Linked DNA regions of Mus musculus: region 1 is linked to region 2. Evidence: chromatin contacts called from ENCODE Hi-C or POLR2A ChIA-PET data. All regions are on one chromosome and are shown on one strand. The core of a region is the stretch at or near the end of the contact, and the rest is flanking DNA. Distances in the headings are between cores, read along the strand shown.

Region 1 (3,389 bases), core at 610-3,109, 40 kb before region 2:
TATGTATGTAAATACACATCTACATACACTTTTCCCCACCCATGTGGTAGAAGGTGTTCTTTTCAGTATCTCCCCATGTACTAATATATCTCAGAGCAGTGGCTCTCAACCTACCTAATGTTTTGACCCTTTAATACAGTTCCTTATTATGTGGTAAGCCCCCAACCATAAAATTATTTCATTGGTACTTCATAACTGTAATTTTGCTATGTTATAAATCGTAATGTAAATCTATGATATACAGGATGTCTGATATGCAAACCCAGTGGGGTCGTGACCCACAGATTGAGAACCACTGTCTGAACGGCTTTTCCCATCACTACAGCAAGAACTCCCGTCTCCTTTGTTATGGCTGCACCCATCTTCTTTTATGGCCCCCAAGTAGCGGACATTTATACCATTCCTAATCCCTTGCTTTTATAAACAATGCTGCAGCGGGTAATCATGCTCATCTGTCATTTCCCTAGTGTGGGAGTTGTTTATAAAATAAATTCCTAGAAGTAGAACTGGGTCAAAGGGCACAAGCCTTATAACCTTGTCAGCCCTGATGTGTCCTCTTATAGAGTCTGCTCCACTTTGCACAGTCACCAAGTGATGTTTTATAAAATGCTTGTAATTGAAGTGAATTTTAAAAAGTCACTTGGTGACTGCCTTGCGAGTCTGGTGAAAGCTTCAGGCCACCACCAGGAGAAACACAGCCAAGTGCTGGCTCAGAGACTCACCGAGGCCGTACAGGACCCCTTCGGTTAGAGCCATGGTGGAGAGGGTGGTAGGTGGTAAAGAGGAAGGAGTTGTAGATGGAACCACCTCAGCTCATGTCTAGGCCCTGGCACTCAGGCTGCAGAGCATCTGAAGAGCAGATCTATTTCTTTGAGCCTCGATTTCCTTTTCAAAAGAAAGATGTAATGATTCTGTTTGAGAAGACACTTGTGAGATAGACACTTGCTTCCAGGCAAAGTATCAAGTGCACTGTTAGGAATAGAGTGGGTGTTTACTAAGAGGCTTACACACATACAAAAGTGTGCATACACTCACAAGCACGCAAAGCCTTAGGTTCAGTTTTAGCCTCTGGCTCCCAGGAGTTCTTGTAATACCCTTTAGAGCTCTCACACAGGACCAACAAGTGAATCTGCTGTGGAGTTCTCAGGTTTAGCCAGTAAAAATGCCCAGTTTCATTTAACTTCAAATGAGCAACATACAATCTTGTGGTACAATTATGTATTTGGGGGCATCCTTATATGGAAATAATAGCATTTCGTTTGAGATTTAAATTTGAGTATCTGGTTATCTGGCCACCCCTCCCAAGGGCTTCTCTGTTGCTGTCTCTAACTGCAGAAGGGGCTGTGGGGCCCCCATGTGGCTGTGTTAGGGTTGACAGTCTGTGATCCCAGGCTTGGACTATATTGAGGATGAAGACCAAGCGTGGCAGAAGAAAGGCAGCTTTCCCCACCGGAGTTGAGGTAACTCAGGGTTGGAAACTCTTCCGTGCCTTTCTAGTACCTATGAGACCCTAACCCACAGTGTCCTGATTTTTCATTGTTGTCCCACTTCAGAGATGAATAGACTGAGATTTGCTATGTTAAGGCTACAGGATGGTTAAGTGGAGGAGCTGGGGCTGACCCCTGGGGCTGCTGCCAGGCCTGGACTTAGTTAATCCCCCTCACCATGCCCCTGTTCTCTCTAGCAATCCCGAGGGTTTAAGATGGGAGCAGCCTCCGCCTCCAAATCCCTGGGACAGGAAACATTCCCAGCTTCTGCTGGCGGTGAGCCAGGATCTTATCTAGGCTCACATGCTTGCTGGACACTCAGGGGTGGGAGGCTGGTCTGCAGATGTCCCCTTCATACCCCTCTGGCACAGACAGAGTCCAGCATCTTCAACTGCTCCCCGCCCCAAGGCACTGCCATCGGCTATGGGGGTGCCCCTTGCAAAAGCCTGGGGATAGGGGCTACTATTCAGGCCCAACCTTCCTTGAACCCTAGGCTGGCTGGAAGGCTTCTCCTGCTTTCAACCCAGAGCCAGGCTGCAGGGGGCCCTGGTGGAACACTGGTTCCCAGTCCCAGCCCCTCATCCAGCCCCTCTCTGAGGAGGAGGCAGGCAGCTGGGGCTCTGCAGCCAGAGCTTTTCAGCTTGGAGCTCTGGAGCCAGATGTAACATTGACCTTAAATGGTAAAAGCTCCCCAGAGTGAAGAGAGGCTGGCCGGGAGGAAAGGGGAATAACTCAGTTTTAGGTAAGTCATCGCTATTGCCTAGAATAACCTGCCTCTTCAGCCCAAGGGAAGCAGAGAGGCGTCTTCTCCTCCTTAAAGGTACAGGGCGCTGGGATGGGGGCACTTAACTTTAAGTTGCATGGGAGGTGGCCTGGTTGGGTGATATTTTAGCCGAGTCTTTTTATTGTTGCTGTCTTAAGTTTTAAATAAGAAGTGAAACTCACGATCCTCACTAAATCCTGCCCCTTCTACTTGCTGTTGGAAAGCACGCACAGTTTGGGGTAAAGATGTGACTGCTCACTAAGCCCCTTACTCCTGGCTCTCCTGCAGGATCCTTTGTGACAGTAGAGAAATGCCCGGTGCTGTGCAAAGCAGACAGGCTGGCCTTTCTTCCCTGGGGCTTCCCGTGTCTCTCCTTTGTTCCCTCTCAAGTCTTGCGTGTGAACCCGTTTGTCCAGCCATCTTCACCATTGACTCTGTCCATTTCTATGCTTTATCTTCCTGACCTGTGCTCTGGTCACATCTCTCTTTTTGTATCTGTCCCCTGTCCCACCACATCATGTCCCCTTTCACAGATCTCTCTCTCTCTCTGTATATATATGTGTGTGTGTGTGTGTGTGTGTGTGTGTGTGTGTGTGTGTGTGTGAGTGTGTGTGTGTGTGCCTACATCCTAGCTTGCACCTCTCCAGAGGTCCTAGAGTGAGTGGCACTCGGGCCGACTTTCTCAAAGAGAGGGTAGCAGAGCGAGGCTCAGGAAAAGCCCAGCTGCTGGGCTGCTTCCTGCACAGTAAACAGTTGTAAAAGCTGGAGAGGCCTCATAGTCTGCATAAACAGCAGCATGGCCCCAGGACCCCTGGCTGGCGCTCCTGCCTCCACAAGTGACAGCTGCTGCTCTTTAACACTCTTCAGACAGCTCTCGGGTGGCATAGAAAGCAAGGCAGCCCTGAACTTGGCTGAGCTGTATTTTGCCCGGAGAGGGAGAAAGCTGCTAGCGCTGCCAGGCTAGAGCAGGAGTGAGGCAGGCCTTGGGAGGAAGAGTCTCTCTCACAACAAGAGGTGATACACACTAGCGGGGCATGTGCAGTTCCTCATCATCTCAGCACCTTGCCTACGTCACACAAGAAGGGTCAGAGCTAGGATTTGAAAGCATGCCTACACCAGTCCCCACCTGACAACTGTGA
Region 2 (3,697 bases), core at 394-2,893:
CCCTAGTGATGATAACTCAACCCTGTGTGTACAATAAAGCACAAATGAAGCTAAATAAAGTTCAGATGTGACTATACAGAAACTCTTTGTAAAGTACATGTGGCACCATCCATTAAATGGGTTTATAGATGGAGAAAAACAAGCTTTCAATAAGGGTCTAAGGGAGATTCTAGTGTTGTCTAGGGCATACATATAACTCAAAGGCTGCTCCCAGCCTTGTGTTCAGATAACAGGTCATACATCCATTCTTTCAAAGGAACAACCCTGTGTGTTTGACATTCCAGGTTTCCCTAGTACCTGTCCTCTCTAGCACAGAGACCCCTGACCTCCTACAAACAAAAGCACTCCTAAACTGAGTATAATAAAAGATTAGCAAAGAAACAGCCTCATCCCTAGATGAAGAATAGGAGTCCTATTCTTCCTACATCTGTAGCTCTCAGCATTTAAGAGAGGGTGCTGCTCTTATAGAGGACCTGAGTTCAGTTCCTAGCATCCATCCAGAACTGCCTGCAACTCCTGCTTCAAGATATCTGATGCCCTCTTTTGGCCTACACATTCATGCACACACACACACACACACACACACACACACACACACACTTAAAAAAAAAGTAAATATATTTTAAAGTACTTTCAAACCTTATTAAGCCACCCCCCCTTGTTACCCCCATGGCTGTTACCTGCTTGTTGGTCCAGCTCAATGAAGACCAGGGCCTGGGTGAAGCTTCTTAGAGGTACAGCATTGGGAGGAACCCATGTGCTAGCTGTAGAGTCAATGGTTAAGTCCCTTGATTGGCCAGTAGGAACCCTGAAAGCCAGTTCCCCACAAGCTACGCCTACCTGTGACCTGGAGCCAAAACTAATATTTAAAGAATAATGAGATGGGTTCTAATGGTCTCTGAAGGCTTTTCAGGTGCTGTGATTCTGTCTCTGGGCTTGTAGGAATCTGAAGCTATCCTGACTTTTTTTTTTGTTTTGTTTTGTTTTTTTTGTTTTTGTTTTTTTTTTGTTTTTTTGCAAGTTGCAATGGCTGAGACAGCACCGGAATCTGGAGGAGGATGCTTGAGGGACTCAAGCCAAATGGGATCCAGGAGGCCCAGGTCCCTCAGAGAAGACAGAGAACAGGGTTTAAGACTGCGATCTCTGTGGTCTGACCACATTGGCCTTGAATTCCAGCTCCTCTGCATCCTCATCCAGAGACCTAGAACCAAGGCTGTTAGATTTCTGATTGTTAGAGTCCCCGTGGTTACCTGTGTGCTACTTTGAACAAGGGTTAGCTGTTGCCACTTCTGTTCAGCCTGCTCAGCTCAGCCCTGAGGCAATTTATACCCTTGCACAGAGGTTCAAGGTCCACGTGAGACTTTCATTCTTTTACTTTCTGGTCTTGCTACCAGGCTCTGGGCCTCTCTTAGTTCTCCGGAAGCCAGATAGGCATGGTTCATAAAGAGCCTCTGCTCACACTGGGCTCCTGAGGTAGCATGGCCACAGGGGAGGTTCAGCTCTCCCAAGCTAGCTGGAGCCTCCAGGGGCAGAAAGAAACCTGACTCCCCAAGAGTACAGAAGTCAGGCAGCCAGGAAAGCAAGGCTGGCCAGGGTTCAGCCGGAAGTTCCCGTTCTGTGTAAATTCCCACTCTGTAAAACAGGCAAGGAACAGAGCATCCTTCCAAGTTTATAGCTCCCTGGGGTCCAGCCCTAGTTTTGAATACTCCAGTCCCAAGCCTCTGTTTCCCACCACTAGCCTGAGTGCTAGCTGAGTCTTCACAACAAAACCCTTGAAGTAGGAGAGCTATATTGTTCTCTTCACTGCAACTGCTAATTGGAATTCGTAATCTATCCCTACAGTGAAGTGAAGCCTTCTGGCAGTGACTCAGCAGTATGCATTCTCTAGGGCCCAGGCCAGGACACAGAGTGCTGACTGAATTGAAGCTGTTGGGACACATACCTTGGACCTTTGGGGACCACAGAATGACAGGCTGTCAGCTAGAAAAACCCTATGTCTTAGTTTGCTTTTTGTTGCTGTGATAAACATCACAACAAAATGTAGCCTGGGGAGGAAAGGGTTCATTTTATGTTTCACTTCCAAGTATCAGTACATTACTGAGGGAAGTCGGGCAGGGACCTGGAGCAGAATGCATGGAGAATGCATGCAGACCTGTTCTTCTTCACTGTGCAGCCACAGACCCCAGATGCAGTGTGACCAAGTCATCGGTACTTTCCTGAGCTGTGACCAGGAACCACTTAGGAAGCTGACTCATTGGGACAGCATGCATCCTCAGAGGTGCTTGGCACACTTGGGGTATAGGAGCTCCTGTCAGTAAGAGCCTGGGTTCCACTTGTCCAAGTTCTTTTCTCCTTTGAGGGTTTCTACAAGTCTCTAGGAACAGGTTGCTCGAGTTCATGGACAGAGCATCTGGCTTCCTGTTGTCAGCTCCAGCATTCACCACTCCACCTCTGTCTTCCACCTCCCTGCACACAAAGCCACTTGATGATAACAGGCATCCGGGCACCGGAAACTACTGAGCTGTATTCATACATTTAGCTTTAGATTAAAAAATTACTCTTTGGAAAACGTCCCACATTTATATAATGTATTTTGATCCTACCCACCCACCACTCCCTCCTTTAATTCTCCATAGTGCCCATCTATCTCTCTCCCATTTCTTGTCTCCTTTTGTTATTAATAATTACCCGAGTCTGCTTAGTGATGCTTCTTCCATATGCACAAGAAGGCGTGGCTAACTTGCTAGCAGCTGCTTTCCAGATAGAGAATGACTCCTCCATAGCTATTGACTCACAGTAGTTCCTCTGCTAAAGGTGAGGGAATTTTGACTGGCTTGATCTTATGAAGGTCTTGTGCAGGTAAGCACAGCTGCTGTGCGTTGGTGTATTCAACAACCGTGTCATGCTAAAGGTTAGCATTTTATAGTTTCCCTTTCCACCTACTGATTCTTACACTCCACCCCCCTTCTGAGATGTTCCCTGAGCCTTGGATGGTGGGAGGTTGACAAGATGACCCCTTGACAGCTGAGCACTCACAGTTACTTATACTCGGCACCTTGACCAATTATGAGTCTCTGCGTTAACCACCACCCGCTGCGAAAAGAACCTTCTCTGTAAAATTGAGAGCAGCACAAATCTATGGGCATAAGCATACATATTTAGAAGGCAGTTAGAGAGTATGACCATTTAGTAAGACAACAGTAAGTTCTATTCTGTGATCTACGATCCATCTCCCTAAGTCATGGACTTTTGATCAGGTTTATAGCACCAGGCATGAAATTCATCCTGGAGGTCAGGGCTCACATCGATCAGAAAGGATTGTTGCCCTCATAATCATTATACCACTATTCCATCAGTGGACACATCTTGCCAGGCAGGCCAGTATTGTAGTGTGCAGGGTACATTACTGGGTAAGATGGTTGGTGTTTTTTCTCCCCCAGTATCCTGCATAGCACCATCTGGCAATATGTAAGCCCGAAGGCAGAAGAGGGTTTTCTGGGCATTCTGGGTTGATTACTTTATGTCTTGCATCCAAAGTAACAGATTTAACTTTTAGTGTACTGTAGCTTGTGGCAGAAGGGCTTACCAAACTCCCTCTACAACTGACACAAGCTCAGGTCAAAAACCTTTTCAAGGTATCTGCTGGGCTGGAGAGACAGATCAGTGGTTAAGAGCACTAACTGCTCTTCCAGAGGTC

What was found. Hi-C counts contacts between places; a loop is a spot of excess contacts on that map. ChIA-PET counts read pairs that join two places held with the same protein, here RNA polymerase II (POLR2A).
Region 1: a map of heart shows a loop between it and region 2 (2.4-fold over the local background). The contact joins the promoter of Mrvi1 here to the enhancer-like site in region 2. A Hi-C loop is called at or near these places in 1 of 37 maps with a recorded cell type or tissue (heart). POLR2A ChIA-PET finds 5 or more read pairs at or near these places in 2 of 5 experiments (Patski and embryonic stem cell).

The regions. Positions count from the first base shown.
Region 1 is chr7:110,980,931-110,984,319 of GRCm38, reverse strand. Mrvi1 (MRV integration site 1) reads left to right here and starts at 1,859. Exons shown (of 21, transcript NM_194464.3): 1 at 1,859-2,307.
Region 2 is chr7:110,939,982-110,943,678 of GRCm38, reverse strand. The region is part of intron 2 of Mrvi1 (MRV integration site 1); the gene reads left to right. Among named protein-coding and RNA genes, the nearest start is that of Gm16336, 37 kb to the right of the region's middle. Within about 2 kb of position 1,643, at least 1 of the 3 ENCODE cell types and tissues checked has a DNase peak (open chromatin) inside an H3K27ac peak, as active enhancers do; it is heart, where a contact is called at or near this core.